Regions from separate parts of the Homo sapiens genome. Here region 1 is linked to region 2. Evidence: chromatin contacts called from ENCODE Hi-C or POLR2A ChIA-PET data. All regions are on one chromosome and are shown on one strand. Each heading gives the region's core, a stretch centred on a gene start or an enhancer-like site at or near the end of the contact. The rest is flanking DNA. Distances are from core to core; before and after follow the strand shown.

Region 1 (4,822 bases), core at 1,711-4,210, 230 kb before region 2:
TTCTCTCCCTCCTAATCACTGTGCACCAGTGGGGAACCCCCAGCCTAGAAGGTGGGAGGGAAAGATTATAAATGCAGGATTCTAGGTGGAAGAGAGGCAGTGGCAATCCATGCCGAGAAACACTGGCCGGGCACGTTTCTCCCTGTCCCTGGCTCTTTCCCTTGCCAGCTGGGCAACCTGGGCGAGTTACTTCACCTCTTTGAGCTTCATTTTCCCCTGCTCTAAAACAGGGGAAGGTACTTTCTCTCGTACAGTGGGATCTTACGAGAATCTGAATGATCTGTGTTCATACCTAAGTGCTCCATAGATATCAGCCGTTCCTGTTATCTATGAAGCTCAGAGTGAGAGGGAAACAGCAAAAGGTCCTCCCCAGGATACACGTGTGGCTTGAATTCAGGTTTCATGTACCTGTGCCCGGCAGGCAGGCAGGCATCTCGACCATCCAAACAAGCCTGTGGTTGGGGAAACGCTGAAAATAACAAGGCTTTCAGGGAGCATCTGTATTTTCCTTAGAAAGACAGAGGGAGGTGGGGAGATGCAGGCACACTCCTGTGGGCCCTGGAGGAGGCTGACCTGAGCTTGAATCCCAGCATGGGGCCCTGTGAGCCTCTTTCCGCTTTTATAAAGTGAGGGAATTTTCCTTCCCAGGGTTGTTTTGAAGATAACATGTGTAAACCATTTAACATGGATCATGATTAATAACTGGTGATAGGGGCGGTCATGATTCATTTTATAGAACTGGGGTGGTCCCAGAATAGACGGACCCAGCTCAGAGGGCCCTCTCGGCCAAGCGCTCAGCATTTCCCAGGGGAGGGCAGAGGATGGCCGAGTCCTGGGACTCAGACAAGGGCCTTGCTCTTCCAGAGATCCAAAGCAGGGGCGGTGAGGGTGCGTGAAGTATTTGGGCCTGACCGTAGAGCTATGGAAAGCCACGAGAGTGCAGACAAGGGCTGGAGGTGGGAAACCTGCTGAAGAGAATGACCCGGGAGCAGTGTTCCCGGGTGTGGCTGAGGGGCCCGGCTTCTGGCACTCCTCCAATTCTTTTTGCCATAATCCTCTTTCTTGTATCTAGGGATATTTCTCACACATGCCCTGATGCAGTTTCCTCAAGAAACCTCCATTCACCTGTAATCTTAGTCTCTTTCTCAAAATTGCCTCCTGTTGGAATCCAAATCGAGATGCAAAGCACAAATCAGACCATGTATGCAGCGTTTCACCTTTCTGAAGCACCCTGCGGTGGGTAGGTGTGTATGTGCTTGGGACAAAAGGCTACAAAAAGATAGTGAAGAATGTCTGTACCACCCATATCCCCCAGTTCCTCTCCCAGAGCAGACCCTGCCTGCAGACCCTGGGGCTTCTCCCAGCTCACCCGCCCACTCACGTGGAGCCCTGGCGGGATTCGCTCCACTGCCCTGTGTCTTGATTTTCCCACTTATAGTAAATCTTGGAGCTTGTCCATGTCTGTACTTCGGAGCTGCCTCCCGCAGTCCATCATATAGATAGACCAGAATTAATAGGTGCCATCCTTTTGGTGGGTGACATTCAGGCTGTTCCTAATCTTTTGCCGTTACAAACAGTGCCACAGTGGATTTACACAGTTTAGCATGTACGGTGCAAGTGTATACAGTTGGCACGATAACGTGCAAATATATCTTGAAAATTGCTGAAAAGGGAGGAGCTTAAAAAAAAAAAGAAATTGCTGGCTGGGCGCGGCGGCTCACACCTGTAATCCCAGCACTTTGGGAGGCTGAGGTGGGCGGATCACGAGGTCAGGAGTTGGAGACCAGCCTGACCAACATGGTGAAACCCTGTCTCTACTAAAAATACAAAAATTAGCCAGGCGTGGTGGCGTGCGCCTGTAATCCCAGCTACTCAGGAGGCTGAGGCAGGAGAATCACTTGAACCTGGGAGGTGGAGGTTGCAGTGAGCTGAGATTGCGCCACTGCATTCCAGCCTGGGTGACAGAGCTAGACTCCGTCTCAAAAAAAAAAAAAAGAAATTGCTGAGTAGATTTTAAGTGTTCTTACCACAACAAAACAAGTATGTGAAGTAATGCATATGCTAATTGCACTGTCAATTTAGCCATTTCACATTGAATGCATATTTAATTTTGTTTTATTTTAATTTAATTTTACTTTATTTTATGTTTTATTTTATTTTGAGACAGGATCTCGAAGCTCCGTCACCCAGGCTGAAGTGCAGTGGCACGATCACAGCTCACTGCAGCCTTGACCTCCTGGGTTCAAGTGATCCTGCCACCTCAGCCTCCTGAGTAGCTGGGACTGTAGGCATGCACCACCATGCCCAGCTAATGTTTTGCATTTTTTGTAGAGATGGGGTTTCACCTTGTTGCCCAGGCTGGTCTCAAACTCCTAGGCTCAAGTGATTCACCTGCCTCAGCCTCCCAAAGTGGTGGGATTGCAGGCATGAGCCACTGCACCCAGCCTCAGTGTATACATATTTCAAAACAACATGTTGGACATGATAAATATATACAATTTTTCTTTATCAATGTAAAAAAATAAATGAAATAGAGACTAATCCAAAAAATGTGCAGATGTAACTCTAAGATGCATTCCTAGAGGTGGAATTTTGGAATCAAAAGGAGCGGCGGTCTTTTTATTATGTTAGCTGGTGCCAAAAATGCCACTGTAGAAGGCATGCCTGTTTACATGCCCACCATCTCATTATGATTCTAATTTTCATTCCTCATGGTTAGTGTGGTTGAGCATCTTTTCATGTATACCTTTTTAAAGTATTTCCTTTTCTGGAGGTATTTGACTGTTTTGAAATACTGTTGGTAACTACATGGGCTACTTTTAGCAAAATCAGTGAGTCATTTTTTTATAAGGAGCCCCGTGTGGATTCCCATGGTTCCCACTGACTGGGTCTTTCTTTCCATCTGTGACATAAGCCCAGAAATAACTGTCTCTGAGTAATAGTTTGGCTTGAGGAGCTGGTTAGCTGATAACTTAATTGCTAGAGCTGGTCTGCAGTGCCAGCTGTTGTCCACAGGCATGCAGGACACTTGTGCAATGCCAAGATGTTTGAAAAGAGGAACAGGGCAGGGCGAGGGGTGGGGTCTTCAGGTCAGAAGTTGCTTTCTAGCCCTTTATGACCCCAGTTGTCATCCCGTTGGTTTAACATTTCTCTTTAGAAAACTGTAGCCTGAAGAAACATTACCTTTGCCCTTCTGAACCACAGAATGACAAGATGCATTGTCACGGTCAAAGCCTTGCTTATAAATGTTTGACCTCATCACATTTGGGTGGAGTCTGTTGGCATTTTGCCTCAAGAAAATTCAGTGCAAGTAATGTTTGCCACGCCAACTCCGTCTGATTTATAGACATATTGTATGAGACTTTCTAGCCTGACTTATACACAAAGCCCACTTGAAAAATGAGGAATGGACAATTTCCATGTGCGTGACACGGGATTCCTGGATCTGTTCATCCTAATATATAATAATATCAGAAGGTTAGATGGGGTGACTTCTTAAGCATCCTTGGAAGTCATACATTCCACAACCCTTCCTCAGATAGTTTCTTTCAGTATAGAGTTGTTTGGAATTGGATGACAATAAGTTAAACTTTGGGGCAACTAATTACACCTATAGAAACATTCAAGGACCTTCAAATTGGCCCAAATGCTATATAGCACATGAATCCAGTAGAAGGGATGTAATAAAATGAAACTTACTGTTTGATAATTGTGTCATTTAGAGTTGTTCATTCAGTATTCCTGTAGCCATCTGAAGGGTCTACTGTAGCCATCTGAAGGGTCATCTTAGGCTGGCACTGTAACTAGTTCGTGTCTGTACTATACAGACGCTGAGCTAAATCGATTTTCCTGGGAATCTGGCTTTTTATTTCAAAGAAGCTTACTGTTTGGAACCACCCTATATAGCTAAAATTTAAGATCTAGAAAGAATCCTTTTTGATCATCTGACTCACAGGTATAGAAACTGAGGCCCAGCAGAATGAAATTGTTAAGCCAGGCTCCAGGACTTACAGGATTTTCTTGGTAGGTTTTTTTACCAACTTCCCTCTCCAGCAAAGAGCCTAAAATGACTGATAATACCATGTTGCTGTCTTTCTCCAGGGCTCAGCCTTCTTTAAATGGGCCTGCTTCTTCATCTGGTATTTAATCTGAGATGGAAAGTGAGATGCGAAACCCAATTTTCCCTTTCACTTGGTCACATGCCCAGAAGCAGCAGCGTTCAGTGGGCCGAGTACTGGCGTGGAACCTTCCTCTGTTCCCATGTCTGTGGCGTGGCACGAACCTGTGATGTGGGGCTCTCCCGCCCTTGCCCTGGAGGGGCCTTCAGGGACATGTGGCTCACCCATCTGTTATTGTCACATATCCCCCAGAGGAAGGAGGGACAGGCTGTGAGGTTAGCTTGTTTATTTTATGAGGAAACAGGCACAGAAAAATTAATTTACAGAGTCTTGGACAAAATCCCAAAGGAAGGAGGAGTGGGAAGAGCAGAGAGCGGATAAACAGCACAACGCCATCCCTGGACACGCCTAGTTCTTGCTTTTATTTAAATTTTGGTAGGTTCTGTGGCCACACCCACTTTAGGCTAGGTACTGGGAGACAACCTCTGGGGTTTTCTGGTAACCAGTTACATTCTCCAAGAGGTGGCCATTACCAGCTGAAAGGTTCGAGGTGAACTCACATCCAGCCTCTCCAAAAGGAGCTTGGGAACCTGTGTTCCCTCCGGGCAGTCTCCCAGACCGGGTTTGGTATCAGCCCCTCCCTGCCACTGCCCTGCATCTGGTCAGCTGGGGAAAAGGGGGCAGGGAGGAGAGAAGGCCAGTGG
Region 2 (5,327 bases), core at 1,926-4,425:
GAAGAATTATGGAGACAGAGAAGAGAAAAATATGCAAACTGAAAGACGTGCTGAAAGAAATGAAATCAAGGCTAGAAAGAAAGAGGAAAAAACAGAAAAAAAGAGATGAGAAAGAGAGAGGAAAAAGAGGAGAAACAGTAGGGAAGAAAGAAAAAAAGAAAACAAAAAAAAAGAAGTCGCTAGTCTATTACCTTCTTGAAGACCAGGATGTATCACCTGCTTGTGCCGCAAAGTCTTCAAATCTTCTATCAATTCCTTTTCCAACTGGGAAATTCTTGCTCTGTAACCTACACCCAAAATAAATAGTAATAAAATAAGCTACTGTACACTACAGACAAATGAATGTTGCATGTTTCATTGCTGGAGCCCAAACCACAAATACAACTCTTTTTATACTATTTTATAATACCTGAGTCATTTGTGGTTGATGCCTGGAGACTAGAAGATTCTTCTGTTGTCCCATCAACTGCATGAATGTCTAGAGCTTCCTATACATCAAAAAAAAAAAAAAATAGTAGTTCATATTGCTTCTGAAAACTTAAATGTAAAACAGGATTAAAAAAAACTTAAAGACCAGAAGGAAAATATCTCCATGCCTACAGTTACGCTAACATTGGCAGAACAGGAGCAATTTTTTCATACTTTTTGATATTTTCTAAGTGTTCTACATTAATATTACTTTAATAATCAGAAGGGGAAAAGGGGGAAGTAAAAAAATGTGAATACGATGTCATACTGAGCTAACTGACCTCAAAGTATACGCCAATTTGCATGTTCACTTCTCAGAGCCTATATTCAGATAGCTTACTCAGCTAACAAGAAGGGAGGAAAAGAACAGGTAGAAGGGATTAAATATCCAACATCTGTGTAGTCAATTAAGAAAGACAGCCTGGCACAGTGGCTCACGCCTATAATCCCAGCACTTTGGGAGGCCGAGGCAGGTGGATCACAAGGTCAGGAGATTGAGACCATCCTGGCCACATGGTGAAACCCTGTCTCTACTAAAATAAAAAAAATAGCTGGGCATGGTGATGCACACCTGTAGTCCCAGCTACTCGGGAGGCTGAGGCAGGGGAACTGCTTGAACCCGGGAAACAGAGGTTGCAGTGAGCCAAGATTGTGCCACTGCACTCCAGCTGGTGACAGAGCAAGATTCCGTCTCAAAAAAAAAAAAAAAAAGAGGCCAGGGGCAGTGGCTCACGCTTGTAATTCCAGCACTTTGGGAGGCTGAGGCAGGAGGATCACGAGGCCAGGAGATCGAGACCATCCTGGCTAATATGGTGAAACCCCGTCTCTACTAAAAATACAAAAAAAATTAGCCGGGCATGGTGGCGAGCACCTGTAGTCCCAGCTACTCGGGAGTCTGAGGCAGGGGAATGGCAAGAACACAGGAGGCGGAGTTTGCAGTGAGCCAAGATTGCGCTACTGCACTCCAGCATGAGCCACAGACCGAGACTCCATCTCAAAAAATAAATAAAAAAAGACTGGGCTTCTATAAAAATTTCCAAGAAAAATAATCTGGTTGAAGAGTCAGAGTGGAATAAACAGAGACTTCAATGTGTAAGACAGGAGAGTTAAGATGACTGTTAATATTTGGTTCTCCAATGGTACTCTACTACTACTACTGAAAACCAGGGCCAGGAGCGGTGGCTCATGCATGTAATCCCAGCACTTTGGGAGGCTGAAGCAGGCAGACTGCTGGAGGCCAGAAGTTAGAAATTAGCTGGCCAACATTGCAAAACCCCGTCTCTACCAAAATTACAAAAATTAGCTGGGTGTGGTGGCACACGCCTGTAATCCCAGCTACTCGTGAGGCTGGGGCACGAGAATGGCTTGAACTCGGGAGACGGAGATTGCAGTGAGCTGAGATCGTGCCACTGAACTCCAGCCTGGGCAACAGAGCAAGACTCTGTCTCAAAAAAAAAAAAAAAAGAAAAGAAAAATAAAAGAAAACCAGGAGGTAAAAGAAATGGAGCGTCACCAAAGAGTTAGTAAATATTTCATGTATTTTTAGTCCTTTCCAAAATCCATAATGATGAAAATTCCAGTAAGACCCGAAGACTTTTTTTAAACACAGCTATGCAAAAATCGTAAACTGAAATCTAAGCAAGACATACTTTTTTAAGTCTATTCAAATGAAGTATCTTAAGTTATTCCTATTAACTAAACCAAACATTTTGGAGACACTTCCCTCCCAACTCCACCCCCCATACACCCTCACAAATAGATATCACAAAACTAGATTGTAAATCGAGTTACTTACAAGCCAGTATACAATTCAAGTATGACTAATTAGCCTTAAAGAATCCTGAAAATTACAATCTTACCTTTGATTCAAAGGAAACAAAGAGAACACCATCCACATCTTCCAGATCAGGCTTCACATCTGGAAAGGTACTCCCAGGGCTTACAGGTGTATTCTTTGTAGAAATTAAAGACTTTCCTGTGTTCTTAGGTGGTCGTCCTGCCTTACAGAGTTTCAATTTTCGTGGCCTTCCTCTTTTTCCAGGGACATTTGGAGAGGCATTCTGATTAGCATTCACTACCTTTGCGGCTGTTGCAATCTTAAGCATAGTTGTTCTCTTTCTGCCCAAGTCCTCTTTTCCTGAAAGTGAGTCTCCAACTGAATCCTTTGAATCGTCGAGTATTCTTTCTGTGCTAATGCTGTCAGATATATCAGGATATTTCCACTGAGGCTCTTTCAGTAAGGGATATTTTTGTACCACTCTGAGATCTGGTGAATGTTTTCTAAGACCATTTTCTGATTCCTTGCCTAAGCAGAAGGCAGTCTCATTGGAATTTTCAATGTATGTAGGCAAATATTCCAATTCTGCCAACATAGAAGATTTATCCTTTCGAGATGTGGAAAGCATGTTATCGGGGAGTTCAGAAATCTTAACTGTGCTTCTGGTGACAGCACAGGGCTCCAGATAGACTACTGGCATCTTTCCAGTGTCTAATTTGAACATTTTAGCTTTAGCAACACCTGATGGGCTGCTTGGAAGCCATTTAGAAGATAGATGGTCAGCTTCTGGGTTGTCAACTTTATTGTGCCTCTTTAGCTGTTTCTCTAGTATAGGATCATCATCACTGTTTGAGTATACATCCGTCTCTTCATCTGTCTCTTCCTGTTTCACAGTGACCCCTTCTGGGCACTCACCAAGTTCGTAGTCATAATCATCTAGAGGTTCCTCTTTAATAACAACATTGAAGCTTCCGTTCTGGTCTAACGGTGAGGCTACACGGGAGTCATCTTCAAAACTGCTGGCAATAAGACTGGAGAGAGAGAGGAGAAAGGGATTTTAAAAGTACAAAATGATCCATTAACAAGACTTGAAGAGAAAAAAAAAAAAAGATGTTAGGAATCCAAGTAACACATCAGATTTCCTGAGCCATTCCTCAAAAACACTCAAAAACTCTAAAAATCCACACGGTGATTAACAACCCTGTAAAGCGAACACACATCCATCACAACTAAGAATTGCAACACAAACCGGAAAGGGCCATTAAACTGCCAGCTGATATTTTCCTGTATGTTTTGAGATTAAATTCACATAACATAAAACATAATATTGCAGCAATTTTAGAGTATACAATTCATTGGTTTTTAGTATAGTCATGATGTTGCCAGATGATTTTCCAACTTTAAAATTGAAAAACTCACTTTCAATATAAAGAATTCACCACTAATTCTTCCAAAATAAAAGATAGGGAGTTAAAGGCAAATACGTATGACCCAGATATATTGTGTATAATTCATCCAAAAACAACATAAACATCTAGTTTCCCCCTCCTCCCAATCATCCATTGAAAGCCTAAGAACTGTACCAATGTATCTTGAGAATATGGTAGAAATAAAAAATTGGGCAGGAGCGATGGCTCACGCCTGTAATCCCACTACTTTGGGAGGCTGAGGCAGGCGGATCACAAGGTCAAGAGATTGAGACCATTCTGGCCAACATGGTGAAACCCCATCTCTACTAAAAATACAAAAATTAGCTCAGCGTGGTAGCACATGCCAGTAGTCCCAGCTACTCAAGAGGCTGAGGCAGAATAATCGCTTGAACCCGGGAGGCGGAGGTTGCAGAGAGCCGAGATTGTGCCACTGCCTCCAGCCTGGCGACAGAGCAAGACCCTGTGTCAAAAAAGAAAAAAAAAAAAAAGATTCCACATAAAGTAATGACGAATTAAAATTCTCAGACTCAGAAATTCTAAAACTGCACCTCTCATTTCCCCCCACCTCAAAATATCCATACAAGTCAACACGTTAGCAGCACAGGAAAGCAGGATGAAAACTGCTTTGAGAAAAACTATACACACCACTATATATATTCACTAACAAATAACATGTAACAAAGGATTGTGGGCATTTTTTTTTAAATAGTTCAAAGCCTATGACTGAAAACAGCATTTATAGCCAGGCATGGTGGCACACGCCTGTAGTACCAGCTATTCAGAAGACTGAGGTGCCAGGACTGCTTGTGCCCAGGAGTTCGAGGCTGCAGTGAGCTACAATTGCACCACTGAATTAAACCCTGGAGCCGGGCGCAGTGGCTCACGCCTGTAATCCCAGTGCTTTGGGAGGCCGAGGCAGGTGGATCACGAGGTCAGGAGATCAAGACCATCCTGGCTAACACGGTGCTAAAAATACAAAAAATCAGCTGGGCGTGGTGGCGGGCGCCTGTAGTCCCAGCTACTCGGGAGGCTGAGGCAGGAGAATGGTGTGAACCTGGGAGGCGGAGCTTGCAGTGAGCCGAGATCGTGCCACTGCACTCCAGCCTGGGCAACTGAGCAAGACTCCGTCTCAAAAAAAAAAAAGAAAAAAAGCCTGGGCAACAGAGCAGGATGCCTCCTCTAAAATAAATAAACAAAAAATTTAAAATTTCAAAAATAAGAAAACAGCATTTACACAACTAAAATATTTTCTTCTGATCAGTCACTTTTTTTTTCCCTGAGATGGGGTCTTGCTCTGTCACCCAGGCTGGAGTACAGTGGCAACCTCCACCTCCAAGGTTCAAACAATTCTCCTGCCTTGGCCTCCCGAACAGCTGTGATTATAGGCATGCACCAACACGCCCGGCTAATTTTTGTATTTTTAGTAGAGATAGGGTTTTACCATGTTGGCCAGGCTGGTCTCGAACTCCTAACCTCGTGATCCGCCCACCTCAGCCTCCCAAAGTGTTGGGATTACAGGTGTGAGCCACCACGCCCGGCCCAGTCACTTTTTAAAAAGTTAGGTAGGTAGGTTTCCATTAATAGTGTGAAATAGCTCAGAGCAGACTGACCCTCCTCCACTTAGAACTAGAAAAGTTACACTAAACAGTTTT

Evidence for each region. A loop is a pair of places that touch in the nucleus more often than their neighbours do. ChIA-PET counts read pairs that join two places held with the same protein, here RNA polymerase II (POLR2A). Pooled maps may share reads with other maps.
Region 1: a loop to region 2 is called in a map of CD8-positive, alpha-beta T cell, with 2.1 times the contacts of the local background. The contact joins two enhancer-like sites. A Hi-C loop is called at or near these places in 1 of 168 maps with a recorded cell type or tissue (CD8-positive, alpha-beta T cell) and 9 of 50 pooled maps. POLR2A ChIA-PET finds 5 or more read pairs at or near these places in 3 of 52 experiments (CD4-positive, alpha-beta T cell, activated CD4-positive, alpha-beta memory T cell and activated T-cell).

The regions. Positions count from the first base shown.
Region 1 is chr15:41,928,854-41,933,675 of GRCh38, reverse strand. The region is part of intron 3 of EHD4 (EH domain containing 4); the gene reads left to right. EHD4-AS1 (EHD4 antisense RNA 1) reads right to left here. Exons shown (of 4, transcript NR_120332.1): 4 at 4,390-4,822. Among named protein-coding and RNA genes, the nearest start is that of EHD4-AS1, 9.8 kb to the right of the region's middle. RefSeq lists enhancers at 4,067-4,196, 4,217-4,296, 4,259-4,762. Within about 2 kb of position 2,960, at least 23 of the 41 ENCODE cell types and tissues checked have a DNase peak (open chromatin) inside an H3K27ac peak, as active enhancers do.
Region 2 is chr15:41,694,024-41,699,350 of GRCh38, reverse strand. It overlaps MGA (MAX dimerization protein MGA), which reads right to left. Exons shown (of 24, transcript NM_001400225.1): 3 at 2,328-3,276; 4 at 410-488; 5 at 192-287. Among named protein-coding and RNA genes, the nearest start is that of MIR626, 5.1 kb to the right of the region's middle. Within about 2 kb of position 3,175, at least 7 of the 41 ENCODE cell types and tissues checked have a DNase peak (open chromatin) inside an H3K27ac peak, as active enhancers do.